Regions from separate parts of the Homo sapiens genome. Here regions 2, 3 and 4 are each linked to region 1. The links are chromatin contacts, found by Hi-C or POLR2A ChIA-PET in ENCODE. All regions are on one chromosome and are shown on one strand. The core of a region is the stretch at or near the end of the contact, and the rest is flanking DNA. Distances in the headings are between cores, read along the strand shown. Region 1 holds the start of ADA (adenosine deaminase). Region 2 holds the start of MYBL2 (MYB proto-oncogene like 2). Region 3 overlaps LOC101927200 (a long non-coding RNA gene). Region 4 holds the start of WFDC2 (WAP four-disulfide core domain 2).

What was found. Hi-C counts contacts between places; a loop is a spot of excess contacts on that map. ChIA-PET counts read pairs that join two places held with the same protein, here RNA polymerase II (POLR2A). Pooled maps may share reads with other maps.
Region 2: a loop to region 1 is called in a pooled map, with 7 times the contacts of the local background. The contact joins the promoter of MYBL2 here to the promoter of ADA in region 1. A Hi-C loop is called at or near these places in 1 of 37 single-sample maps with no recorded cell type and 7 of 50 pooled maps. POLR2A ChIA-PET finds 5 or more read pairs at or near these places in 3 of 52 experiments (A549, B cell and SK-N-SH).
Region 3: a loop to region 1 is called in a map with no recorded cell type, with 6 times the contacts of the local background. The contact joins the enhancer-like site here to the promoter of ADA in region 1. A Hi-C loop is called at or near these places in 8 of 37 single-sample maps with no recorded cell type and 8 of 50 pooled maps.
Region 4: a map with no recorded cell type shows a loop between it and region 1 (3-fold over the local background). The contact joins the promoter of WFDC2 here to the promoter of ADA in region 1. A Hi-C loop is called at or near these places in 2 of 37 single-sample maps with no recorded cell type.

Annotation. Positions count from the first base shown.
Region 1 is chr20:44,648,134-44,654,981 of GRCh38, forward strand. It overlaps ADA (adenosine deaminase), which reads right to left and starts at 3,566. Exons shown (of 12, transcript NM_000022.4): 1 at 3,442-3,566. The coding sequence starts at 3,474. RefSeq lists enhancers at 1-425, 3,015-3,124, 3,355-4,338 and a silencer at 3,375-3,764.
Region 2 is chr20:43,661,516-43,668,363 of GRCh38, forward strand. It overlaps MYBL2 (MYB proto-oncogene like 2), which reads left to right and starts at 5,599. Exons shown (of 14, transcript NM_002466.4): 1 at 5,599-5,788. The coding sequence starts at 5,769. RefSeq lists silencers at 5,394-5,688, 5,425-5,804 and enhancers at 5,394-5,688, 6,455-6,504.
Region 3 is chr20:43,749,759-43,756,606 of GRCh38, forward strand. The region is part of intron 1 of LOC101927200 (a long non-coding RNA gene); the gene reads left to right. Among named protein-coding and RNA genes, the nearest start is that of GTSF1L, 26 kb to the left of the region's middle. RefSeq lists a silencer at 106-265 and enhancers at 1,705-1,904, 2,095-2,164, 2,665-2,744. Within about 2 kb of position 2,910, at least 3 of the 41 ENCODE cell types and tissues checked have a DNase peak (open chromatin) inside an H3K27ac peak, as active enhancers do.
Region 4 is chr20:45,467,227-45,474,074 of GRCh38, forward strand. It overlaps WFDC2 (WAP four-disulfide core domain 2), which reads left to right and starts at 2,527. Exons shown (of 4, transcript NM_006103.4): 1 at 2,527-2,634; 2 at 3,163-3,306. The coding sequence starts at 2,556. RefSeq lists silencers at 3,192-3,381, 3,402-3,451.

The DNA of each region.
Region 1 (6,848 bases), core at 2,316-4,815:
CACTGGCCTCCAGGATGCAGAATGCCTGAGTGCCTGGTGCCACCTGTGAACATAGGCTGATAAGGGCCACCCCTGCAACCCCCCTTTCCACTTCTTCCAGTGCCCAGCAGGTGCTAAGTCAAACCAGGTGGGGGTATGGGAGGCACACCCGACAGGGCAAACTTGACTTGGGCATCCCCTGACGATGACCCTGCATGGCAGGCACACTTGAATGGGTGTTCAGAGTTCTGAGCGAAGGAATCCAAGAGTGGCCAACCTGGAGATCCAGTCGTTATCTATGAGGAACATCTGAGCCCCACCCCATTCCCACGGGACACTGACCATACAGGGGTATAGGGACCGAGGCCCTTTGTTTTGGGTTAAATGAAGGTTACTAGGTGGAGATGGTTGGGAGAAGGTGTTAAATGAAAATGCTACATAAACTGCATGATTTGCAAGTGGTTGCGGTTCTTCTGCTCAGTCTGCCGCCACTGGACTCTCTTCCCTGTGTCTAAGCCCCCAGTAAAACCCCGTATCTTGTTTGCTACCTCTTCCAAAGAAGGTAGCCTCTTGAACCTGGTGCTATATCCATTGGAGTCAATAGGGGTCCCGCACAACAGAAGGCAGCTGCCTAGGGCCTTGCTAAGCAAAGTGTGTTCCTGGATCGTTGACATTAGCATTTCCTGGGAGCTGGTCAGCAGTGCAGCATCGCAGGCCCCAACCCGACCCACACAGAATCACAGTGTGAACATTAAAAGTCAGGCCACTTGAGTGCAGTTTGAAAAGCGCTGCCCTGCTCTGCTTTCTTCTAGCTGACCAGGTCCCAGGCCTCAGCTGGTGGCAGGTATGAGAAGCTGAAGGACACAGCAAAGGCTCCTGTCTCAGGAGGTTTGCACCTGGGGCACTGGCACCTCTATCCCCAAAGGCTTCTGCAGAGGTAGTTTAGGAAAGATGGTTAGAGGCATGGGATTTCGAAGCCAGCCTCCCTTGGACTCAAACCCCAGATTGGACATTTCCTAGCTGTGTGATCTTGGGCCTAGTTAACCTCTCTGTGCCTGGATTAAATAAAAAATGCAGATAATGTGTTTAGAACGGTGCCTGGCACAGAAACATCAACACTCCATTAGCTGCAGCTAGTAATGCTAATAATTATAACTGTCATCTGTCCCTCCCACAAGAGGGCAGGGAGCTGGCTCTGGTCACAGTGGCTCTGAGATTCACACTCCTTCCCACTTCTCCTGCCAGCTCACACAAGTTCCTCCTCACAATCATACAAGATTTGTCACGCCTCAAACACATGGCAGGTAACATTCTACCTTCACTCTCAAGCATCACCTTGTGGCCTTGGGACTCAGGACACGGGACACCCACATAAGCAGCTGATGTTCCATCCTCCAGGTGTGGACACTGAGGTCCCAATAGGGAAAATGATCTGCCAGCTTGAATCAGATGGGAGGACTGAGCAAGGCCAAAAAATGGGGATAATAATATGAGCCCCTCCCTTGATGGGCTGTTACAGAAGAACTGCAAGGATCCAATGGGTGTCTGCAACAAGTGCTCTAGAAGTGGGCCCTGCTGTTCTCTCCATAACTCCCAACATGTTCGCAATCAAGGAGCCTTTTTTTTTTTTTTTTTTTTTTTGAGACAGCGTCTCACTCTGTCACCCAGGCTGGAGTGCAATGGCGAGATCTCGGCTCACTGCAAGCTCCACCTCCTGGGTTTATGCCATTCTCCTGCCTCAGCCTTCTGCGTAGCTGGGACTACAGGCGCCCGCCACCATGCCCAGCTAATTTTTTATATTTTTAGTAGAAATGGGGTTTTGCCATGTTGGCCAGGCTGGTCTCGAACTCCTGGCCTCATGATCCACCCACCTTTGCCTCCCAAAGTGCTGGGATTATAGGCGTGAGCCACTGCACCCCGCCAATCAAAGAGCTTTGCTATTGCCATAGGATTCACATCAGGGTACAGTGGGTCCCCAGCCCAAGGGCAGAGGGAGCCCAGAGCATTTAATAAAAAGACTGCAAAGGGGAGGCGCCAATCATGGGCCCCAGCTCCAGTAAGACGTGAAGGAGGCAGGGGTGGGGGTAGGAGGGCTTGTACAGCACCTCAGTGCTTCCAGCTTCTGACGGGGAGTAGCTGAGCATTTTCCCTGGGCTGGGGGCATCAGTAGTGGGGGCCAGGCCTCACCCTCCTCAGAAGGTAGGTGGGCTCTCCACAGCCTGTCTCCCTCACTGACACATGCACACTCACTGGATTCTCACCGGCACTTTTGTGATAGCTGTCATCATCATTCACACCTATTTCTTTTCTTTTCTTTTTCTTCTCTTTTTTTTGAGACAGGGTCTCGCTCTGTCTCCCAGGCTGAAGTGCAGTGGCACCATCACACCTCACTGCAGCCTCAACCTCCTGGGCTCAAGCGATCCTCCCGCCTCAGCCTCCTGAGTAGCTGGGACTACGGGAGTGCACCACCACACACACTTCCCCTAACTTTTTTTATTTTTTGGAGAGACGGGGTCTAGTTTTGTTGTCCAGGCTAGTCTCAAACTCCTGGACTCAAATGATCCTCCCGCCTCAGCCTCACAAAGTGCTGGGATTACAGGCGTGAGCCAACCTCCTGGGCCACTCACACCTATTTCTTAGAAGGGTAAGTTGAGGCTGACTGCAGCTGACTCCTTCCCCAACCACTCTCACACCCTACTGGCTGACTCACCCTGCTTGGCAGACTCCTGGGCCCCTCCTCTCGGACTCTGCGACAGGCCAAGGGGGTCCAGACCCTCCCTGACCCCAACAGTCCCAAGACGCCACAGCTGGTGGGCGGAGAAACAAGGGGATTCTCCCCTGGGGCCAGTGGCCATGGCTTGGCCTCGAGTGAACCCTGCTAGGGCCCCAAACCCAGGGCCTACCTAGCTCCTGTTCTTCCCGCGCGGGGGAAGGGGGGTGCTCTGCTCCCCTCCCTCCCCTTTCTGGCAGGGCTCACGGTTCTTCCCCGGGGCGCATCCACAAACCTGAGCTCCTTGGCGCTCACCACCATAACGCTGGCGTACAAAGCTGCTTCCATTCACTGAGCACTCAGTAGGCGCCGGGCACAGCACTAGGTGCCTATCCGGCGTAGACATCGGGCCTGATCATACAGCTGAGCTTCAGAGACCTCAAGTCCCTGCCCAGGCCCACACAGCGCTCAGCGGTGCTAGGATGCCCACTTGACAGACAGCGAAACTGAGACCCAGAGGGGTCAAGTCAGGGGCAGAAGCAGACTCTGGAGGCCTCCGGGTTCTGGACCTTCTCTGCCCCATTGTCCCTGATTAGCCCGCAAGCAAGCCACGGCCTAAGCCGAAGGAAGAACTCGCCTGCAGGAGCCCCCGTTCGTTCCCAGGGTTTGGACGCCCCGGGCTGGGCCCCGCTAAGCCCCTCGGGCCGCCCAGGCGCCGGACCCCCGTCCCCGGAGCCCCCGCGCGCGCTCACTTTGGGCTTGTCGAAGGCGGGCGTCTGGGCCATGGTGCCCTCGTGCGCCCCGGCGCTGCTCCCTCCGCCGCCGCTCGGTGGGTCTCTGCCGGCTCGGTGGCCGCTCGGCTTTCCCTGGGGCCAGCGGTGGCCGCGGCCGGCCACGCTCTTCTTAACGGGCCGGGCCCCGCCTCCCGCCCCGCCCGCCGCCGTTCCCGGGGCCCGCCCTCTCGCCGGAGCCCCCGCCCCGCCCGCCGGCCTGGATCGCGCATTTCCTGGAATTCTGGACCCGGCGTCCTCGCCCGCCGACCCGAAAACTACGGCCCCGCGGCGCCCGACCGGACCCACCTGTGGGCGCGCGCTCCAGCCGCCTCGCTGGGCGCTGCCTTCCCCCCGGCTCCTCCAGCAACTTTCAAGCGTCCCCCTGCAGTCTGGGCGCTGCTGTGCGCCAGGCCCAAGCTAGAAGCGGGGACCCCGGGAGCATCGCAAGCCTCGAGCGGCGTGCCTTCCACCGGATAGACGGACGCTCGTCGCAGAAACACACACCATAATTGTATAGTTAAGGAACTTTCGAGGGGGGCCAGCCGTGGCCTGCAGAACCTGCAGGAGTTCATCAGGGGTGGGTGGGGGTGGAGAGGACATTCTACGTGAGAGACTCCAGGGAGCTGGGAGTGAAAGGAGGCGAGGAAGGCTGGAGCTCGGAGGGAGGGAGAACACAGACAGTCCCCTCCTGGGCATTCACCTTTAAGAAACCCGCCCAGGCGCAGCCAGAGACCTGTGCAGAATGTTCACACCAGCGCTATTCCGAATAACAGGAACATTGGAAACACCCTCAAATGCCCCTCCACGGGCGAGTGGGCAAATAAACCGGAATATTCACACCATGAAACGTTAGACAGCAGTGAAACGGAATGAACTTCAGCCAGACAACAACAGAAACAATGTCTCAGAAACAATGTTGAGTGAAAAAAACTAAGTTGCGGAAAACTGCATACAATGGTGCAACTTTTAGAATGTGTAAAAGCAAAACCAAAAGTATGTATGTTTAGACACATGCATCGGTGGAAAAAATGTAAAGCAAGGGAAAGATGAGCATAGATACGAGAAGAGTGGTTATCTCAGGTGAAAGGGAAGGAGCCGGGAGGAGGTAAGGACGGAGGGAAATAACACGCGGGTACAGGTTATTTATTTATTTATTTATTTATTTATTTATTTATTTATTTATTTACTGAGACGGAGTTTCGCTCTTTCGCGGAGGCTGCAGTGAAGTGGCGCGATCTGGGCTCACTGCAACCTCTGCCCCTCTGGCCCGCCTCCTCCCCACCGCTCCCCCGCACCCCCAGCGTTTCAAGCGATTTTCCTGTCTCAGCCTCCCGAGTAGCTGGGATTATAGGCGCCCACAACCACGCCTGGCTAATTTTTGTTTTTTGTTTTTTTGTTTTTGTTTTTGTTTTTTTGAGATGGACTCTTGCTCTGTCGCCCAGGCTGGAGTGCAGTGGCGAAATCTCGGCTCACTGCAACCTCCACCTCCTGGATTTTAAGCAGTTCTCGGCCTCAGCGTCCCGAGTAGCTGGGATTACAGGCGCGTGGCACCGTGCCCTGCTAAGTTTTGGATTTGTAGTAGAGACGGGGTTTCACCATGTTGGCCAGGCTGGTCTCGAACACCTGACCTCACATGATCCACCCACCTCGGCTTCCCAAGGCGTGATTACAGGCATGAGCCACCACGCCTGGCCACACACAGGTTATTGATAATGTTCCAGTACTGGGGTGGATGGTAGCTTCATTTCATTTCATCATAAATAAATTAACAAACCCATAAACAAGGGGGAAAGAGAGAGTGGGAGAGTGGAGAGCAAGGGGCTAGAAGGTCTGATGGGAGCTGAATCCTGCCAGGGATGTGGGACCCAGCGATGGTGTGGGATTCCTAGGAAGTCAGTGGAGTGTTTTAAGTGGAGGCGAGACAAAATCACCCTTTTATTTGGAAAAAATATTCTCCAGCTACTGAAAGTGTGATCCAGGGATCATCAGCACCCACATCACCTGGGAGCTGACTACAAATGCAGACTTTCAGACCCCATCCCAGACCTACTGAAGTAGAATCTGTATTTTATACAAACAGGACCCCCAGGTGGTTCGCACCCACAGGGCACTTTGAGAAGCCTGGGCTCCCTGCTGTGAGGGGAGGGCATTACAGGGGGCCAGCGGGGGTGAGGGAGGACAGGATACCAGGAAGGAGGCAACTGCCATGGTCTGGGTAGGGCATAGTGATGTCAGTGGGGGAAGTGGAGAAACTCATATTCAAGCTGCATTTAGGGTGTAAAATCAGCTGGATTTGGGGTTTGGTTGTATGTGGGAGTGAGGGAGAGGGTGGCTGTATTAGTCCATTATTTTCATGCTACTGATGAAGACATACCCGAGCCTGGGCGCAGTGGTTCATGCCTGTAATCCCAGGACTTTGGGAGGCCAAGGCAGGAGGATCACCTGAGGTCGGGAGTTTGAGACCAGCCTGACCAACATGGTGAAACCCCGTCTCTACTAAAAAAAAAAAAAAAAATACAAAATTAGCCAGGCGTGGTGGTGTATGACTGTAATCCCAGCTACTCGGGAGGCTGAGGCAGGAGAATCGCTTGAACCTGGGAGGTGGAGGTTGTGGTGAGCCAAGATTACACCATTGCATTCCAGCCTGGGCAACAAGAGCGAAACTCCATCTCATGAAAAAAAAAAAAAAGACATACCTGAGACTGGGTAATTTACAAAAGAAAGAGGCTTTAATAGACTTACAGTTCCACAATGGTGGGGAGGCCTTGCAATCATGGCAGAAGGCAAAGGAGGAGCAAGTCACGTCTTACATGGATGGCAGTAGACAAAGAGAGAGCGCCTGCAGGGAAACTCCCATTTTTAAAACCATCAGATCTTGTGAGACTTATTTACTATCACAAGAACAGCATGGGAAAGACCATCCCCCATGATTCAATTATCTCCCGCCGAGTCTCTCCCACAACATGTAGGAATTATGGGAGCTACTAGATGAGATTTGGGTGAGGACACAAAGCCAAACCCTATCAGTGGGTCTCATACATTGTCAAAGCCAGGGGAGTTTTTTGTAAGATCCTTTCTTGGCTCTCTGTGTTACTCGGGTTCAATAATAGGGGCTGCCATTTACTGAGACAGGTTTGGAGCCAGGTACACTGGGAAGCACTTTATAAGCACCCATCCCATTTCATCTTTACAGTCATCCTCAGATGTAGGAGGTGTTCTCCTCATTTTACAGATGAGGACACTGAGGTTCAGATAGAGAGACAGCCTGCTTGGCTCATGGGTTGTAAGTGGCAAAACTGGGGTTTAAATTTGAATCTGACTCGAGAAACTTCACTCCCCACCTTATTGCCTCCCCAGCCTCTCATGACATTCAAGTCCCTCTTCAA
Region 2 (6,848 bases), core at 4,349-6,848, 980 kb before region 1:
CTGATCTGAATACTTTGATAGTCCATTTCTGAAACTCAAAGATAGGTGTTTTGAAAATGGTTATTAATGTAATCTCAATCTTTTGAGTAGTAAAAGCTGACTTTGGGGGCCTGGCACGGTGGCTCACGCCTGTAATCCCAGCACTTTGGGAGGCCAAAGCAGGTGGATCACCTGAGGTCAGGAGTTCAAGACAAGCCTGACCAACATGGTGAAACCCCATGTTTCTACTAAAAATACAAAATTAGCCGGGTGTGGTGGTACATGCCTGTAATCCCAGCTACTTGGCAGGCTGAGGCAGGAGAATTGCTTGAACCCGGGAGGCAGAGGTTGCAGTGAGCCAAGATCATGGCGCCATTGCACTCCAGCTGGGCAAAAAAGAGCAAAACTGTGTCAAAAAAAAAAAAAAAGCAGGTATTGAATTAGTTTGATTCCTTGAATCAAGTAATTGAATTGCTTTCCTTCCTCCTTCCATTGAGATCCACATTGTTGTAGAAAGTGTCCCTTTCCAGGCTGAGTCCTTGGCCTCTTATGTCTATATGGCCACTTGTTTGCTACCATGTCTCTGTTCTCTACACTGATGCCCTGGAGTGGGACAGAAGAGTCTGAAAAACATCCCTTTGTTTCAAAATCTCTCTCTCTCATTTTTAGTAGAAACGAGATCTAGCTGTGTTATCCAGGCTGGTCCTGAACTCCTAGCCTCAAACTATCCTTTCACCTTGGCCTCCCAAAGTGTTGGGATTACAGGATTACATGTGAGCCACTGAACCCAGCCAACAGGTGTATGTAATAGTTTAAGGAGACTTGGTATTTAGGTTTTGATTTAACAAATTTTTTTGTACAGACGGGGGCGGGGGGTCTCACTATGTTGCCCAGGCTGGTCTCGAACTCCTGGCTTTACACAATCCTTCCACCTTGCCCTCCCAAAGTGCTGGGATTATTACAGGTATGAGTCACTGCACCTGGTCCCAAATCTCTTTTTGAGACAGAGTCTTGCTCTGTCACCCAGGCTGGAGTGCAGTGGCACAGTTTGGGCTCACGGCAACCTCCTCCTCCTGGGTTCAAGTGATTCTCATGCCTCATCCTCCTGAGTAGCTGAGACTGCAGGTTTGTGCCACCATGCCCAGGTAATTTTTGTATTTTTAGTAGATATGGGGTTTCACCATGTTGGCCAGGCTGGTCTCAAAGTCCTGACCTCAAAGTAATTTGCCTGCCTTGGCCTTCTAAAGTGCTGGGATTACGGGCATGACCACTGTGCCCAGCCTGAATCTCTTTTGATGACCCATATTTTATGAGATACAATTCAAACTCTAGCATTCCCAGCTTTCTCACTTGAGGTCCAAGCCTTTCTAACTCTCCAGCCCAAATGTTAGCTTTGTAACATTGCATCCACTCAATTTAAATGGAATGTGTAGAACCCCTTCCATGAGTACCTACCAGAAGCCAAGCTATAGTAAAGGTCTGAAGCTTAAAATGTGCACAGGCTGTCCTTTCTCTTGAGAGAGAAATAAAATGGTGGAGGAAGTGTGATGAGGACAAGAATGATAAGGAGGATGCTCTGGAGGTGGAGGGGGAAGACTCCAGCCAGAAGGGCCATGTGATTCTACTTATCATCAATTAGTGTTTGGTGTCCAAGCTGGTGCTGAGCCCTGAGCATTTAATAAATTGATTTGACCCTTATCTTCCCAACACAGGGTCAGGCCTGGGGGTTGGGGCAAATTGTGGAATAACCAAATACCTGGAGCCTCCCTGTCCAAGGAGGGCGTGTTCAGGAAAAGTTTCCCAGCAGAGATAAATTCTGTATGTTACTAGTCCAGAGTCCAGGGACCACTCCCAGGTGTGGTTTCACTCGGGACACTGGGAATCCTCTCTCCAGGGGATATCTGTTGGTATGATGATAACTGGAGAGGAAATGTGTGGAGATCATCAGATTCCATCTGGCACTAGGGTGATCTCCCTGCTGCCTGACTCACAGCACTGACTCCAGGCTTCTTTGGCTCTGGGGCATTGGTTAACTGGCCCCAGTTCCAGGTTGCAAGTGCACTCTGCAGCTGTTCCCTGCCTCTTGCTTTGGGCAGATACCTTGCCCAAGCTGTCAGGTCCTGCCTCTCCCTGAAATGGGATGACTAATGTGTGGACCTCAAAGGATAAGAGTGAGGGCAGCTGAAGAATTACAGTAGTAATAATAGCTAACAGTAATATAGTTCTTTTTTTGCTGGGCGCGGTGGCTCACGCCTGTAATCCTAGCACTTTGGGAGGCCGAGGTGGGTGGATTGCCTGAGATCAGGAGTTTGAGACCAGCCTGGGGAACATGGTGAAACCCCGATCTCTATTAAAATACAAAAAATTAGCCAGGCGTGGCGGAGTGCTTCTGTAACCCCAGCTACTCGGGAGGCTGGGGTTATTGAGACGGAGTCTTGCTCTGTTGCCAAGGCTGGAGTGCAGTGGCACGATCTCAGCTCACTGCAACCTCCGCCTCCAGGTTCAAGTGATTCTCCTGCCTCAGCCTCCTGAGTAGCTGGAGTTACAGGTGCATGCCGCCACGCCCGGCTAATATTTTATATTTTTAGTAGAGATGGGGTTTCACCATGTTGGCCAAGCTGGTCTCAAACTCCTGACCTTAGGTGACTCACTCGCCTCAGCTTCCCAAACTGCTGGGATTACAGGCATGAGCCACTGTGCCCGGCCAATATAGCTCTCATTATGTGCCAGGAACTGTTTTTGGTGCTTTACACATATTAATTTATTTAATCCTATAATTACCTACAAAGTATAGTGATTAAGAGCATAGACTCTAGAACTAGACAGGCCAGGTTTGAATCCCTGCTCTGCCATTTACTAGCACTGTGACCTTGGGGAAGTCTGTGCCTCAGTTTTCCCATCTGCTAAAAGAGGATAATCCCAGTATCTACCTCATAGAGTTGTTACAAGGATTAAATGAGTTACAATTTATAAACAGAATGCTGGCTGGAAATATTAGCTGGGCATGGCGGCGTGCTCCTGTAACCCCAGTTACTTGGGAGGCTGATAGTTTAAAAACTATCTAAAATTTTGATAAATCCCATTTTTCCAGGTGAGAAAACTGAGGCACAGAAGAGTTAGGTAATTGGCTGGGCATGATGGCTCATGCCTGTAATCCCAGCACTTTGGGAGTCTGAGTCGGGTAGATCACCTGAGGTCAGAAGTTCAAGACCAGCCTGGCCAACATGATGAAAACCCATCTCTACAAAAATACAAAAAATAGCCAGGCATGCTGGCGCATTCCTGTAGTCCTAGCTACTCGAGAGGCTGAGGTGGGAGAATCATTTGAATCCGGGAAGTGGGGGTTGCAGTGAGCCAAGATCACACCACTGCACTCCAGTCTGGGCAATAAAGCAAGACTTGGTCTAAAAAAAAAAAAAAAGTTAAGTAATTTGCCTAAGATACCGCAACTGAATGGTGGAGCTGGGACTCAAACCCCAGGAAGTTTGGCTGTGGAGGCTGTGCTTTCAATGAAGTGGGCATGTCCACATTAATTACTTTATAAGGGGAGTGGGCGGGAGAAACCCTGAATTAAGTGATGTGGAAGCTTCTAGCACTTAAGATGTGAGTTAGTCTTCCTTCTGTGGTAAGTGAAGTTTGCAGCAGCTGGTGGCTGGACTGTCCCCAGGTGGCCAGCAGCTTCTGGAAGGGGGCTCTGAGGCCTGAACAGGGGCTAAAAGGCTGGGGTTTGATTTGGTTTCTTCAGCGTCCTGTCTCAGAGCTCATTTATCTTCCTCTCAGCACTGCTCCCAGGAAGTCCAGTGTGACTTGATCCTTGGTACTTGGTAAATGTCAATCTAATATAGAAAACCTTTGCTAAATCTCAAGGAAAGACAGTCTCACTGTCTGTCGCCCAGGCTGGAGTGCAGTGGCGGGATGACAAGGGCTTGAGCCCCTCGAACTCCTGGGCTCAAGCAATCCTCCTGCCTCTGCTTCCCAAGTAGCTGGGATTACAGGCATTCACCACCACAGCCAGGTAATTTCTTAATTTTTTGTAAAGACAGGGTCTCACTCTGATCCCCAGGCTGGTCTCAAACTTTTGGACTGAATCAGTTCTCCCACCTCGGCCTCCCAAACTGCTAGGATTACTGGCATGAGCCACTAAATCTGGGCTAATCTCTGGGAGTTTAAACCCAAGGTAAACAATTCAATGCAACAAACCTTTGCCTGGGGCTTCTTATGTCAGGTCTTCTACTGGGCCCTGGAGATACTGGTGTGCATTGAGAGGCCACCTGGACCTCAGGATGCTCCCAGTTCAAAGGGGGAAATGCAGAAGTCTACAGGCAGATTGTGGGCAGTGGACCCCAAATTAAATAGGAATCAGCCACGTGGGAGGGGCAGGAAGTGTTCCTGCCCTGGGTAATGGCTCAGGCAAAGGCAAAGAGGCCGTTTCTTTTGGCCAGGGCTGGGTGGTGGTCTGGAAGATCAGATAAATGTGATTGTGGAGTAAGGAATTTACCCTGAGGGAGAGGAGGATGGTTTTAAATTCTGGAAAGAGCTCACGCCTGCAATCCCAGCACTTTGGGAGGACAAAGCGGCAGGATCTCTTGAGCCCAGGAGTTTCTAGACCAGTCTAGGCAACAGCAACATAGCAAGACACCCCCTTCTCTTAAAAAAAAAAAAAAAAGCGCAGTGGCTCACTCCTGTAATTCCAGCACTTTGGGAGGCCGAGGCGGGCGGATCACGAGGTCAGGAGACCTATACCATCCTGGCCAACATGGTGAAACCTCGTCTCTACTAAAATACTAAAAAAAAAAAAAAAAAAAAAAAAAAATTGCCGGGCGTGGTGGTGTGCGCCTGTAGTTCCAGCTACTTGGGAGGCTGAGGCGGGGGAGTCGCTTGAACCCGGGAGGTGGAGGTTGCAGTGAGTCAAGATCGCGCCACTGCACTCCAGCCTGGCGACAAAGCGAGACACCGTCTCAAAAAAAAAAAAAAAAAAAATCAGCCGGGTGTAGTGGCGAGTGCCTGGTCTTAGCTACCCGTGAGTTGAGGTAGGAGGATCGCTTGAGCCTAGGAGGTGGAGGTTGCAGTGAGCTATGATCGCGAAACTGCACTCCAGCCTGGGCGACAGAGCAAGACCCTGCCTCTAAGAAAAATGAACAACAAAAAATAAAGTCTATTAAGGAGGGTCTCTTGGAGGCAGGAGAGGAAGCAGGGAGAGGCACAGGTAGGGTGAGGAGCCGCTTTAGGGTGCGGCTCTAGGGACCCAGTAGTGGCTTGGACTAGCGTGGGGGATTCCGCCCTGGCGCTTTCCCTGGCTGGCTCTCCCATGCTCGCGCCTCGCTCCCCTTCCTCGGTCTTCGCTATGTGGGATACTCCTGGGCCGCCCCGGACTGACACGTGAGCCAGGCCTCGGTCACATCCCGGCCCGCTCCACAACTCCGAAGTAGCGGCCGCCGCCCCTGTCCTGCAGCCGGCCCTGGAGGGTCTGGGCAGGTGCCGCCCCGCAGGCCCCGCCCCGCCCCGCCCCCTGGCTCCGCCCCTCACTCAGGCCCCTCCCCCGGCGCCCGCGCGCCAGGACTGGGCGGCGCCGACGCGCTTGGCGGGAGATAGAAAAGTGCTTCAACCCGCGCCGGCGGCGACTGCAGTTCCTGCGAGCGAGGAGCGCGGGACCTGCTGACACGCTGACGCCTTCGAGCGCGGCCCGGGGCCCGGAGCGGCCGGAGCAGCCCGGGTCCTGACCCCGGCCCGGCTCCCGCTCCGGGCTCTGCCGGCGGGCGGGCGAGCGCGGCGCGGTCCGGGCCGGGGGGATGTCTCGGCGGACGCGCTGGTGAGACGAGCCGGGAGGGCTTGGGCCCCTCCCCCTCCCTTTAACTCACCCCTCCCCCACCCAGATACCCCCGACCCTCCCCAGGCTCCCACCAAGCTGGGGTGTGTGTGTGTGTTGGGGGTGGGGTGTTTCCGCGGAAATGCTGCGTCCTGGGCCCTCTGAGGCAGGGGCGCGCGTAAAGCTGGGGGGCTCTTGGGCGTCCCTCGCGGCTCCCCAGGCCTGTTGGGCCTCGGAGCTGGGACGGGCGGGTCTCTTGGGACCCGGGCCAAGCCGTGCATGATGTCATTTTGTCTCCCGCCTAATTGCGGGATGGGGGTGGGCCGGCCGGTGTCAGCTGGCAGGGCCTTCGCCGGCGAGGGAGGCGACCCCTGGGAGCGAGAGGGAGTCTTCAAGTCCCAGCCAGTGGGAGACCGAGCCTGGGAGGCACTTGTTGCAGCCTAGTTTTGGGTCAACTTGGTGGGTGGGCTTTGCTCCTTAACATTCCGGGGAGCACAGAGTCCCCCAAGCCCTCTCCCCTGGACTGAGAAGGGTGCTGAGTTGGGGGCTCTTTTGTCTCTCCCACCTGGGTTCCGCGCCCCAGCTTGGTTCGGTTTGAGACCTCTCTTCCTGTTCCCACGAGGAGTTTTGGGCAGCTGGGGTTGAAGGTGCGGGGGAGAGAGAGAGTCCCTGGGGCAAAGGCAGGAACTGCGGTCTCCATTTTACTTATTTCCCCAGAGACTTAAGTGGCAGAGCTGAGCCCGGAGCCAGGTCTGTGGCTCCAGATCCCTGTCTTACACCTGTGCGCCTGGGGCCTGAGCTCCAAGCTTTTCAGCCTGCCTGGGAGACAGGACAGTGGGGTCCTGACCTCTTCCCTGCCTGGATCGCTGCAGCTCAGATAACCTTCGTTCCCTCTTTTTTTTTTTTTTTTTTTTTTTTGAGAAGGAGTCTCGCTCTGATGCCCAGGCTGGAGTGCAGTGGCGCGATCTTGGCTCACTGCAACCTCCGCCTCCCAGGTTCAAGCGATTCTCCTGCCTCAGCTTCCCGAGTAGCTGGGACTTCAGGCACGTGTCACCACGTCGGG
Region 3 (6,848 bases), core at 1,660-4,159, 900 kb before region 1:
TTATGAAGAAAAAAAAAGTCTTGGGGAGGTCTCTGGAGGGTCAGGGACTGGAATCCAGGTGCGCTGACCTAGGCCGACGTGGGCCACCGGGACACCACAGCCCTTGGGGCGCCGGCGGCCGGTGTTCCTTCAGGGAGCCCAGAGGCTGCAGTGCCGCTATGCACCACCAGAGGGCAGCACGGCCCCGGCTTGCGGCTCCCGGCCACTTCCCACGCGGGCGGCTGGGGTGGCGCTGGGCGGCTCTCCCTGGGGATTCGGGTTTGCCTGGACTCATCTTAGTCCAGAGATCCTCAAACGAGCTCTGGGACACACTCCCTTCTAAATTACCTGGGTGCTTGTTAACAGTGTAGAGTTTGGGGCCTTCCTGGACCTACAGAATCAGCATCCCTGAAGCTCCAGGTGTGTGGCGTGGGAGCTAGGGGGTTTGGACAGTGGGGTGCTGGTCAGGGGAGTTTTGAGAACACTGCTCCAGGGAGGTGGGCACTGTCTCCCAGGGTCAGAGTTTGGGGGTGATGTGTGTGTGTGTGCGGAGGATTATCACACACACCGAGAGGGATTGCCGGTCGGAAGCCTGGGCTTGCATTTGGGCCCACCTCTTACTTGGATGGGTGGCAAATTCTTCGTTAAGCATTTTGCATCTACGCACCCTCCATTTGACCACCCATCCATCCATCATCCATAAATATATGATAACTAAACCCTTACCATGTGTCCCTTCTGTGTGTGGAGATATAGTGGTGAGCAACACAGACAGCGTCCCTGCCCTCCTAGAATTCATGCCTGTGTGGAGGAGCCAGATAGCAGCAAATAATCCCTCAAATATAAAATTACATGTTAGGCTGAGCGCAGTGGCTCACACTTGTAATTGCAACACTTTGGGAGGCCAAGGTGGGAGGGTTGCTTGAGGCCAGGAGTTCAAGACCAGCCTGGGCGATATAGCAAGACCCCATCTTTACAAAAAATTTAAAATAAAATTACAATTTATAGGAGCTGCCTTGAAGGAGGAGGGATTCATAGGGTGCTGTGTGGATGAAAAGAGCTCTAGGAACCTGAGGATGTGAAGGATTCTTCCCTTAGGAAATTATGCTTGAATTGAGATCTGAGGGTGAGAAGGAGTGAACCAGGTGGAGTCAGAGGGAAGAGTGTTTCAGACAGAGGAAACTCATGTGCAAAGGCCCTGAGGTGGAAATGAGCTCACTGCCTTGGCAGAAGAGTGTGGTTGGAGCAGGAAGGAAGAGAGGGACTGGCTAGACCTGGGGTGTGGGCAGTAGACAAGGACCAGTACCCTCAGGTTCTCAAATTTCCCATCTTCAAATGGGGCAACAAGAGAACCATCTATCTTGCAAAGAGGATAACATGTAATGATGAGCCCAAAGCATCTAATGTAGTGCCTGGTACACAGTTGGTGTCAATATTGGGGGTGGGGGTGGATCTGGGCAGAGGGTACAGCCTGGTTAGAGAGCTGTGGGGAAGCACTGGGCAACTGCGGGGACCAGAGCTGTCTTGGCCACCTGCAGGGACCAGCTGAGAAGTGTGTTTAACCACAGTGAACATTACCGTTGGCATCGCTGTCTTGTTGAAAACAAAGTGAAATTGGAGAACATACTGTTGTCTTGAACTAGGCCAAGATGACTAATTATTAGACTCACTTTTGAAAGGTTACCATATACAGACATGCGCTGAGGTGGAGAGAGGAGAGTTTGGAAATCTGATTCATTCTGAAACCCCAATAGATGGAACTCTTGCTCAGTTTCTGAGCATAATGACTGTGAACATTCGGTTTAACGCAGCTGTCACCACAGGCAAGGTGCAAAACAAAATGTTTCGTACCAGCTCCTTGGAGTGTCATGGGGCAGCTCATGGCAGCCCTGGGGAGATCTCTGCTAGATGGTGAAGGGTGTGCAACGTGGGTGCTGGTGTTGGGGAATTGAGGGGACGCCAGACCTCAAATCTGGGATCTGAGTCTGAGGGATGGCTTTGCCACAAGTGGACCATGTGGCTTAGGTTAACTTCCTCCTTTCTTTGGGCCTTAGTTTCCTCATCTGGAAAATGAAGGGCTAGACCAGATGCTCTCCAAGAACTTCTCTAGTTTTGTTGTTCTATGGCCTTTGCTGGTGGTGTGACTTTGGATGTTACCTTCAGCTCCTGGGTTTTAGTTTCCTTTTGAGCATTTTAGAGTTCCCCAAGAGTGTTGGTTTATTTCACTCCCCATTTGCTGCCCCCACCAATGAAGTCTAGCGACTCGAAATCTCCTTCTCCAGACTCCACTGAGAACAAACCACCCTAGTTCCTTGCCCTGTGGGTCAGTGGTTTAATCTGGGGATGCGTGAGTCCCTTGGTCCTGTCTGGAGATGCATAAATCCACTGTGGCCCGATGTGGGGATTCCAAGTCCTTGAGGTCTAATCTGGGGATGCATGTGGTCCAGTACTCACAGACCCAAGGGGGCCTGAAGGCACCTGGACCCTTCAGGAAGTCCTGTCTCTGGGACTTACAAGGGAACATTCGTGAAGCTGGTATCAGGGCTGAACGTGGATTGGGGCTTTCTGAGGGCCAAGTGCAGGCACTCATTTCCTTCTCACATTATTCCCACCTCTGAGGGGCAGAGGGTCTAAGTAATTTTCCCAAGGCCACACAGGGAGCAAGGGGCAGAGGTGGCATGTGTGCCCAAGCCTGTTTGATTCAAACTGTCGTTAACTTTGGAAACTGACCCCACCATCTCATTTATTTCTCACAACAAATACATCCATTAACAGGTATCAAGGCTTAGAGGCTTCATAGCAAAACAGAGTGGAGACCTGGTAGGTAAGCAGGCAGCTTCCAGATTTCTCCACCCAGCCCCCACTTCCTGGCCAGGAACTGGAGGCAGGGAAGTTCCATTGCCCATATAGCTGCATGACTTTTCATTTGCCCGTTCCTGTGGTCAGACTCAGTGGTGTGAGACTTCCTGTGGTTGAGCCGAGTGATGCAAGAACGTCGCTGTGCAGGGCTGTGGTCCTACACCGTCCACTTTATTGGTTGTCTAAGACATCTTCAATGGTAAAATGGGAAAGGCATAGTTTTTGTCCTGAACGTTGTCCTTACACCTAAGCCAGACTTGATCAGATGCCACATGGGGCGTATCCTCCTGAGCATCCCACGTCTACCGCCTGCCTTGGATGTCTGACATCAAGTATGTAAGTGCTTGTGTCTGGACCTGAACTTCACTCCAAATAGCGGGGTTGGCTACAGGTCAGTTACCCATGTGAGATTATAGTGCCCTGACTGGTTATTCTTTTTTTTTCTTTTCTTTTCTTAAGACAGGGTCTAGCTCGGTTGCCCAGGCTGCCGTGCAGTGGTGTGATTGCTCTGCCTCCTGGGCTCAAGCCATCCCCCCACCTCAGCCTCCTGAGTAGCTTGAACTACAGGCATGCACCACTGTGCCAGCTAACTTTTGCATTTTAGTAGGGATGGGGTTTTGCTATGTTGGCCAGGCTGGTCTTGAACTCATGGCCTCAAGTGATCCACCCACCTTGGCCTCCCAAAGTGATGAGATTACAGGCGTGAGCCACTGTGCCTGGCCACCTGACTGGTTATTCTTATCAAGATGAGAACAGAACTGAAATTGAACATAAGCCACCATTAATTATCATCAGTAATGTATTTAAGAATATAAGGCATAATTTTAAGTTACACTAAAATAAATATAAATGGCTTGACACAAGTAAACGTTCTTGCTCAACCCTTGATACCCTCTAGGGATGGATCTGAAGATCCATCCCCTAGACACATGAATATGATTTTTCAAATCATTATTATTACAGTTTTATAGAGACAGGGTCTTACTCTGTTGCCTAGGCTGGAGTACAGTGGTGTGACCACGGCTTACTCCTGGGCTCGAACTCCTGGGCTCCAGAGATCCTCTGTATTCATCTGTTCTCGCACTGCTGTAAAGAAATACCTGAGACTGGGTAATTTATAAAGAAAAGAGGTTTAATTGCCACATGATTCTGCAGGCAATACAGATGCTGGCATCTGCTTGGCTTCTGAGGAGGCCTCAGAAAGCTTCCAGTCATGGTAGAAGGTGAAGGAGAAGCACACGCATCGCATGGCCAGAGTAGGAGTGAGTGGAAAATGGGGCACTGCTACACACTCTTTTTTTTTTTTTTTTTTGAGGCAGAGTCTTGCTCTGTCACCCAGGCTGGAGTGCAGTGGCGTGATCTCAGCTCACTGCAAGTTCCGCCTCCTGGGTTCACGCCATTCTCCTGCCTCAGCCTCCCAAGTAGCTGGGACTACAGGCGCACACCACCACGCCCGGCTAATTTTTTGTATTTTTGTAGTAGAGACGGGGTTTCACCGTGTTAGCCAGGATGTTCTTGATCTCCTGACCTCGTGATCTGCTTGCCTGGGCCTCCCAAAGTGCTGGGATTACAGGCGTGAGCCACCGCACCCGGCCTGCTACACATTTTTAAACAACCAGATCTTGCAATAACTCACTCACTCACACAACAATAACAGTACCAAGGGGATGTCGTTAAACCATTTGTGAAGGACCACCCTCATGATCTAGTCACCTCCCACCAGGCCCCACCTCCAACCCCAGGGATTACAATTCAACATGCTATTTAGGCGGGGACACAGATCCAAACAATATCTTCCTCTCACGTAGCTGGGACTAGAGGTGTGCGCCACCAAGCTCGGCCTCTGGTTTTTCAAATGATATCCCAAATCGGAGCTCCTCTCACCACTTCCACTTTGCCACTTTTATTCAAGCCACTAGCCAACAACGTGGGTTATGACAGAAACAGAAGCCTCCGCGCTCCTTTCCTCCTCCAAACTTGCTCACCTTGTAGGTGACTCTCTATGCTGCGGGATCTGTTAAGGCTTGAGTCAGATGGCAAAGTCTCTGCTCGAGGCCCTCCGATGGTTTCCCTTCCACCAGGAGTCAAAGCCCAAGTTCTTACCAGGGCCTCCGTGACCTCACTGGGTCTGCCCTGGTTCTTCTCTGGGCTCATCTCCTGCTGTTCTGCTTTTGCTCACTTCGTTCCAGCCTCTCTGGCCTCCGCGCTATTCCTTCAGGCACATTTCTGCTGTGTGGCTTTTGCACTTGCTTTTCCCTCTACCTGGAGAGCTCTTGCCCCAGATACCCATGAGTCTCCCTCTCTCCCCTCCTTCCGGTTTCTGCTCCATTCTCTCCATCCCAGAGAGGCTCTTCTTGACCACTCTACCTAAAATATCAGCTTCCTGCAATAAAATATCAACTTCCTTCACTCTTTATTCTTTTTCCCTCTTAATTTTATTATATCTCCTCCTGACATGTATTTGTTGATTCTTTCCCCACTAGAATATAAGCTCCACAAAAGCCGCATCTCTGCTCCTCTCCCTGCTACATCCTTAGAGTCAAGCCTAGTGCCTGACCACATCAGTGACATTGGTTGAATTGAATGAAGGATCAATAAAGGAATAAACTGAGGTTGGGCACGGTGGCTCACGCCTGTAACCCCAGCACTTTGGGAGGCCGAGTCAGGTGGATCACCTGAGGTCAGGAGTTTGAGACCAGCCTGAACAATACGGTGAAACCTCGTCTCTACTAAAAATACAAAAATTAGCTGGGCATAGTGGGGCACGCCTGTAATACCAGGTACTCGGGAGGCTGAGATGGGAAAATTGCTTGAACTCGGGCGGTGGAGCTTGCAGTGAACCAAGATCGTACCACTGCACTCCAGCCTGGGCAACAGAGTGAGACTCCATCTCAAAAGGAATAAACGGAGCTTTCTATGGTAAGTATCTTTGCTCATGGCAGGAGCCTCACTGACAGTTTCCTGAGTCACACTTTCCGGTTTCTGTGTTGCGTGTACATTGAAGGCATTCCAATGGTGGATCTGAGCCTCAGGATAATTGGATATCGCTTTTCAGTATGTAGTTCCACATCATCATTTTTTTGGATGCCTTTAATCTTTCTTCACTTCTTCTTCTGTCCCATCACCAACATGAGCAGTTGGATTTATTTTAGGGCCCTTTCTCACAAAAAGCAAAGTTTCATCACTTTGTGGGAGTAGCTGGGGACACATAGGACCAAGAGAGAGGAGCAGAACCATGCTGAGAGGCCCTGGCGGTGGCTGCCTCTCTCGCTGGCTAAGGGACTCAGCTTCAGCACCTGCCCCCAGTTCTGCAGTGCACGATTTGAACCCATCCCTCAGTGAAATAACGAATGATCCCAATCATAGTCCTTGAGGACAGCTTACAAGTGATTCATGGTGAACTCAAGAATGCCAAGGAATCTTGTGGGTTTATTTGCTCCATCTCTGCTTTAACCTCGATGTCCTCCCGGCTCCAGTGGCTCCGTCATGTTCTCAACTTTGTGTACTCATGGTTCTAGAATCCCAACCCCTGGATTCCTGTCTAAGGCTCAGTCTCTTGCTAGGAGGAAAGACATCTTATCAGATGTTAGGTGTGAGATGTCGGAGGCTGTGTTTGGTCTCCCAGCATTCTTGTGAGCGAAGGGCTTTTAGCCACATTCTCCCTATCGCTTGATTTCTCTCTCACTTTGTGGGAAAGTAGACAGCAGGACCATCACCCCAGTTCAGGATTGAAAACTCAGATGTTTAACTTTGCAGACTCATGATGGGTTTCTCTCCTTGGCATGTGGTCTCCTTTATTTGAGCTGTATGTGTTGAGGACCTACTGTGTGCACTAGGGCACTCCATGGGTATGGGGAGGAGCAAGACAGAACCCTTGTCCCTCAAGACTGGAATCCAGAAAAGGGTGGGGATAAGTGTGGCAACAGCTCTGGGGTAGGAAGAGGGACATGGGTAAGAGAGAGGAGAGAGCTGTGACTCCAGCTGCAGTGGGGTCAGGGAAGGACTTACTG
Region 4 (6,848 bases), core at 1,277-3,776, 820 kb after region 1:
ACTGAGGCAGGAGAATCGCTTGAACCCAGGAGGCAGGGGAAGGGAAGGGAAGGGGAGGAGATGGGAGGGGAGGGGAGGGGAGGGAAGCCTGGGGGACAGAGCAAAACTCAGTCTCAAAAAAACAAAAACAACAAAAAAAATGATTCTGACGCATGCTCAATTTTGAGACCTGCTGCTCTAGCTGATGGTTGTTATATCTAAGATTGCAGGACTGTGTTGCCAGATCTTTTACTTTTTCCAAGAGAAGCTAGAGGTTTATTTTTATATGAAATTCGCTACTTTTAAATCTTGGCAACTAATTTAAAAATTTAAAACATACTGTGTAGTTAATAATGTATGTGCTCTAGCCAGATTTGCAACCTCTGATTTATGCTTTTTCCTTTAACCCTTATAATAATCTTATAAAACCCTTATAATAATCATCCAAGACTGTTAGGATGATACACAGTTTATGCAGGAAGAAGATGCAGGCCCAAAACATGAAGTGTTTCTCTAAGTCACATAGCCAGAAAGTGGCCATGGATGCATTGTCCCTGATTGGGCATGGATGCATTTGGTTCTAAAGCCTCTGCCCTTTTAAATGATGTAAAGAGAATATCTATAACTATACCTAGCACGGAACTTGGCACCACAAAAGCTAAACATCTGATGCCATTGACTGATGAAAATTCCTTCCCCATCCTTCTGCCTGGCCCTGCCACTCTCCCTCAGTCTGTATTCCTGTAAGAGAGAGCCAATCAATAGGGTGCTCATAAGGGCCTGGGAGGAGCAAGGCTGGGCAGTTTCCTGGCCCAGGGAGCTGAATAGGGCCCGGAAGAAAGCTGTTGGCAGCAGTGCCTGGGGCTGAATGTACAGTAGCCAGCTGGGTCCACGGGCTAAAAACTGGCTGCTCACCCCAGTGTTCTCTTTGTGCCCTAGACTGGGTTTCACTAGCCTGTTATGGGCTGTGTTCCCACCTGGCTCCTGCCCTCATTGTTGACTGAGCTCAGAGTAAATAGCCCTGGCCCCTCCCAATAACGTCCCCAGTCCCCAAGTTGAGCATGAGAAGCTGGGGGAGGTGTTCTCAGCATCCATTTTGGGGACAGTGGCCAGATGTACTCACATCACCAAACCCTACTCACCTGTCACTATCATCCCAGTGTTCACTGCCCCAGGGCCCCTCTAGCCTCCAGCAGCAAAGACCTCCTGGGGCTTCTAGAACCTCAGATCATTGGAGCAGGAAGCACTTCTTGTCTAACTCCCTGGGTAACTCTGTTTTGGCACTTAACCCCCTGGATTCTAAAGCTTCATTTATACTTATTGGTCTCCTTCGTCACAGGAGACACTTATCTGTGGAGCACTCATGGCCATGTATCCAGTACCTATCATGGGTCAGGCCTGGAGTCCCTGTGTCAATCAGTGTGGATCTACTCTCAATGCTCCCAGTGAGTACATGGTTGTTCCGTGGCAGGAACGTTGCATTTGTGTTCTCACTGAAGTCCCATATAGGTGTCATTTTCACTGATGATGTGGCAGCTCAGATCCAGGAAAGGATTCATTCCAGGGCCCTCAGGTGGGAAGTGGTGGAGGTGGGAGTCAGACCCCAGACCCTGTCACCCCTTCAAGACCAGTGCTGGAGGGCCCCTTTTGACGACTTTCTCTTCACCAAGCGTCTTGCCCTGCATATGTCACACAGTAGGCACCCAGTGAATATTTACGACGGAATGGAAAAAACAAGGGCCTGGAGGGAGAGACCTGGGTTCAAAACCTTATTTGTACAGCTTTGCAGGGGACCTTGTGGTGGAGGTGCGGTCCTAAATCCCTAAACACTCAGTTCCTTTGTCATATACAGCTGATAACAGTAACTCCCCGGTCAGAGGACCGGCGACAATTCCTTGAGACAAGGAGCACAGAGCCTGGCACAGTCAGCCCTGATCAGGGGCCGGTAGGACAAAGAGAGGGAGACAGAAACACACACCCAAACGGCTTGAGACTGCTAGGTGCTTCACCTTCCTGGGCCTGTTTCTGATGAGGAGGGTTTGTTTATTAATAATAAGTGCTATTTCTGTAGCCCCTACTATGTGCTCTGTATCACTACCCTAGCCCTCCATCAAGAGGGATCTGCCCTCTCATCTGGCTGACCCCAAATCGAACCCTTTAACCCGCATGCTCTACTGCCTCCCTGCGGGCCCTGCCTTATCCTCCTCAACCGCCCACTGGGGACACTCTGGAGAAACCTCGGAGTCTTGGAATAGAAACCCAGGAGCCCTGAGCCTTGGCCCTCAGGCCCCAGGAGGGAGGTCAGGAGGGAGGCGTGGACAAGGGTCCGGCCGTAGCTGGTCCCGTCCTGGAAGCTGCTTAAGTTCCTGGTTCCCACCGGGGCCAAGAGTGATACCTGATCCTGGGGGATTGTGAAATGACCTCATGTGGCAGCCCGCCCGCGGTGCCCGCAAAGCCCTCCACCCTCCCCTTCCCCGCTCGGCTCCACCCCTACCCCACGCCCCCTCCCGCGCGCGCGGTTAAATCCCCGCACCTGAGCATCGGCTCACACCTGCACCCCGCCCGGGCATAGCACCATGCCTGCTTGTCGCCTAGGCCCGCTAGCCGCCGCCCTCCTCCTCAGCCTGCTGCTGTTCGGCTTCACCCTAGTCTCAGGTGAGTGGGGCGGGGAGAGGCCCGGCGCCTAGAGGGGCCGAGCCACGAGCGCCAGGATGGAGCCAGGCGGAGGCGTAGCCTCTGGAGGCTGGGGAAGTGGGAATTCCGGGGGCGGAAGTGGCGGGGACCCTTGGAGCCTAGGGTGTGGGGTCCAATGTGCTGGAGGTGGAGAGACCACTGATGGCTGCAATTTGGGAGGATTCTGTGCTGAACGCGGACACTCCGTGGCTGCAGTGGGCTGGGGGTGGGGGCTGCTCTGCCTCGACCTCGGAAGCTCCGAGACGCTCAGCTGTGCGGCGTCCCCTAGGGCTGAGATCTGAGGGCCCCGACGCCAAGGGTTAGGGAGCTCTCGTACTCCCAGGGGTCAGGGACTCCTGGTCTGGAAGAAGGAGTCTCTGGGGGCTGTAAGGGGACTCCTAGGGCCAGAGACTGAGAATTCCTTGGGGTTAAGGTTTGGAGCAGGAGGTGGGCATCCTCTGGGGCTGGCGCTACGCCCCACCCTCGACTGTCCCGGGCCTCCCCTCCCAGGCACAGGAGCAGAGAAGACTGGCGTGTGCCCCGAGCTCCAGGCTGACCAGAACTGCACGCAAGAGTGCGTCTCGGACAGCGAATGCGCCGACAACCTCAAGTGCTGCAGCGCGGGCTGTGCCACCTTCTGCTCTCTGCCCAATGGTAACCCCACGGCGGCCGAGCGGGAACGGGGCGGGGCCGCGCTGGGCTGGGAGGAGGTGGGAGGGCCCGGGTTCCGGGAACAGGGGCGCCCCCGGACCCGGGGACCCCCGGGAAAGTCAAGGCGGTTGAAACCAGATCCGTCAGTCCTCTCCCTCGCACGGCCCAGGGGTAGACAAAGGCGTCGTTGAAACGCAGCCAAGGGGGGGTCCCCACCCCTAGCTGGGATTCGAGTCTCTGGTGCATGACGGGCTTCCGGGCACGCACAGCCGGGACATTGTTCCCCGCGGCCTGGGGACCCGGGGCCGCAGTTTCCTTCTCGAACCGGCCGAAGCCTGCCCTGCGGGAAAGCCCGGAGCCTGGGGCGCTCACCTCTCCTCTTGGAGTCCCTCCCTGGGGGCCTCCCCCAGCCCTGGGGAAAGACTGGGAGAGCCTGGCCTGGCAAGATTTTCCCCAATTCCTCTGTCCAGGCGGAAAGGAACTTTACAGATTTAGGAAAATGCCCCGCTCATCTTAAAGATGTGTAAGGGAGCATCGGTGAGAAAAAAATGTTCTTGCCCAAGGTCACACCGCCATCCCATGGCTGCTGGAGTCATAGTGAGGGTTCAGCTTTTGCCTTTCAGGCCAACTGGCTGAGTGATTCGAAGAAAGTGAGGAATCCTCCCTGGACACTGTATCGCCCTTCGTCGTCTTTCAGTCAATCTCTTCCACTCTAAGGATTGAGTGAGCGCGAGCTGGGGACTCTCTCAAAGGTGCTTGCTGGAGCTGCAGTCTCCACCAGGCTATCAGAACAGGGGGTGGCTTAAACAGCATGGAATCTCAGCTTTCCGTTCTCCAGAGGAAAATGCTGAGGATTAGAGGCAGGGATAGGACCTGGAGAGAACCAAGGTACTGTAATGATGTTCTTTATCCAGAATACAGCCCCTGTGACTTTTCCTCTCTGTTATTTCCTTGAAGATGCCAGCACAGGCTGGGAAGGTTTGTAATACGGTGACCCAAGACACCGATCAGCAGGGAGGTGGTAAGTGGAGGGGGACTGGCAGCCCACCAAGGGCAGCTTCAAGGTCATGAGTCCCCTCCTCTGGGCCAGGGAGAGGAGGACCAGAAGGAGAGAGGAAGATTTGGAGAGAAAGCAGGCAGCAGCCAGATGAGAGAGGTGGAGGAGCAAAGGAGGGAGTCTTTGCTGTTTGATGGATGAAGAATTTGTTCCCTTATCTCAGATGGACAGACTGAGGCAGGAAGAGGGACAAGGTCAGATGGCCTCCTGAGCCAGGGAGGCAGCCTGGAGGTTTGAATCCTAGTTCTGCCATTTTCTAGTTATGTGATCCTGAGCATGTTGTTTACCTCTCTGAGCCTCTGCTCTAAGATGGGAATAATTCCAAACTCTATAGGATTGGCATGAGGACTAAATGAAATAATGCATCTAAAGTGTCTATTAGTGAGAAGATACTCCATACACAGTGGCTTGTTTTGATCATAAATGGTTCCCTATTTATTTCCAGGGCAGCCCAATATTACAGGTTCCTACTCCTTTCAAGAGAATGAATTTCTTTGTATTAGGAAGTCAAGACTGTTGGCAACTTAACAACATTTTTTTTTGTATTTATGCTTTAAGTTCTGGGGTACACGTGCAGAACGTGCAGGTTTGTTACATAGGTATACATGTGCCATGGTGGTTTGCTTCACCCATCAACCCGTCATCTACATTAGGTGTTTCTCCTAATGCTATGCCTCCCCTAATTCCCAACCCCCCGACAGGCCCTGGTGTGTGATGTTCCCCTCCCTGTGTCCATGTGTTCTCATTGTTCAACTCCTACTTATGAGTGAGAACATGCGGTATTTGGTTTTCTGTTCTTGTGTTAGTTTGCTGAGAATGATGGTTTCCAGCTTCATCCATGTCTCTGCAAAGGACATGAACTCATCATTTGTTATGGCTGCATAGTATTCCATGGTGTAGACGTGCCACATTTCCTTTATCCAGTCCATCACTGATGGGCATTTGGGTTGGTTCCAAGTCTTTGCTATTGTGAACAGTGCTGCAATAAACCTATGTGTGCATGTGTCTTGGGCATTTGCGTTGGTTCCAAGTCTTTGCTATTGTGAACAGTGCTGCAATAAACCTATGTGTGCATGTGTCTTTATTGTAGAATGATTTATAATCCTTTGGGTATATACCCAGTAATGGGATTGCTGGGTCAAATGGTATTTCTTGTTCTAGATCCTTGAGGAATGGCCACACTCTCTTCCACAATGGTTGAACTAATTTACACTCCCACGAACAGTGTAAAAGCATTCCTATTTCTCCACATCCTCTCCAGCATCTGTTGTTTCCTGACTTTTTAAGGATCTCCATTCTAACTGGTGTGAGATGTTATCTCATTGTGGTTTTGATTTGCATTTCTCTAATGACCAGTGATGATGAGCATTTTTCATGTTTGTTGGCTGCATAAATGTCTTCTTTTGAGAAGCATCTGTTCATATCCTTCGCCCACGTTCTAATGGGGTTTTTTTCTCGTAAATTTGTTTGAGTTCTTGTAGATTCTGTATATTAGCCCTTTGTCAGATGGATAGAGTGCAAAAATTTTCTCCCATTCTGTAGGCTGCCTGTTCACTCTGATGATAGTTTCTTTTGCTGTGCAGAAGCTCTGTAGTTTAATTGGATCCCATTTGTCAATTTTGGCTTTTGTTGCCATTGCTTTTGGTGTTTTAGTCATGAAGTCTTTGCCCATGCCTATGTCCTGAATGGTATTGCCTAGGTTTTCTTCTAGGGTTTTTATGGTTTTAGGTCTTACATTTAAGTCTTTAATCCATCTTGAGTTAATTTTTGCATAAGGTGTAAGGAAAGGGGTCCAGTTTCAGTTTTCTGCATATGGCTAGCCAGTTTTCCCAACACCATTTATTAAATAGGGAATCCTTTCCCCATTGCTTGTTTTTGCCATGTTTGTCAAAGATCAGGTGGCTGTAGATGTGTAGTGTTATTTCTGAGGCCTCTGTTCTGTTCTGTTGGTCTATATATCTGTTTTGGTACCAGTACCATGCTGTTTTGGTTACTGTAGCCTTGTAGTATAGCTTGAAGTCAGTTAGCGTGATGCTTCCAGCTTTGTTCTTTTTGCTTAGGATTGTCTTGGCTATGTGGGCTTTTATTTGGTTCCATATGAAATTTAAAGTCGTTTTTTCTAATTCTGTGAAGAAAGTCAGTGATAGCTTGATGGGGATAGCATTGAATCTATAAATTACTTTGGGCAGTATAGCCATTTTCACGATATTGATTCTTCTTATCCATGAGCATGGATTGTTTTTCCATTTGTTTGTATCCTCTCTTATTTCGTTGAGCAGTGGTTTGTAGTTCTCCTTGAAGAGGTCCTTCACCTCCCTTGTAAGTTGTATTCCTAGGTATTTTATTCTCTTTGTAGCAATTGTGAATGGGAATTCACTCATGATTTGGCTCTCTGTCTATTATTGGTGTATAGGAATACTTGTGATTTTTGTACATTGATTTGTATCCTGAGACTTTACTGCAGTTTCTTATCAGCTTAAGGAGATTT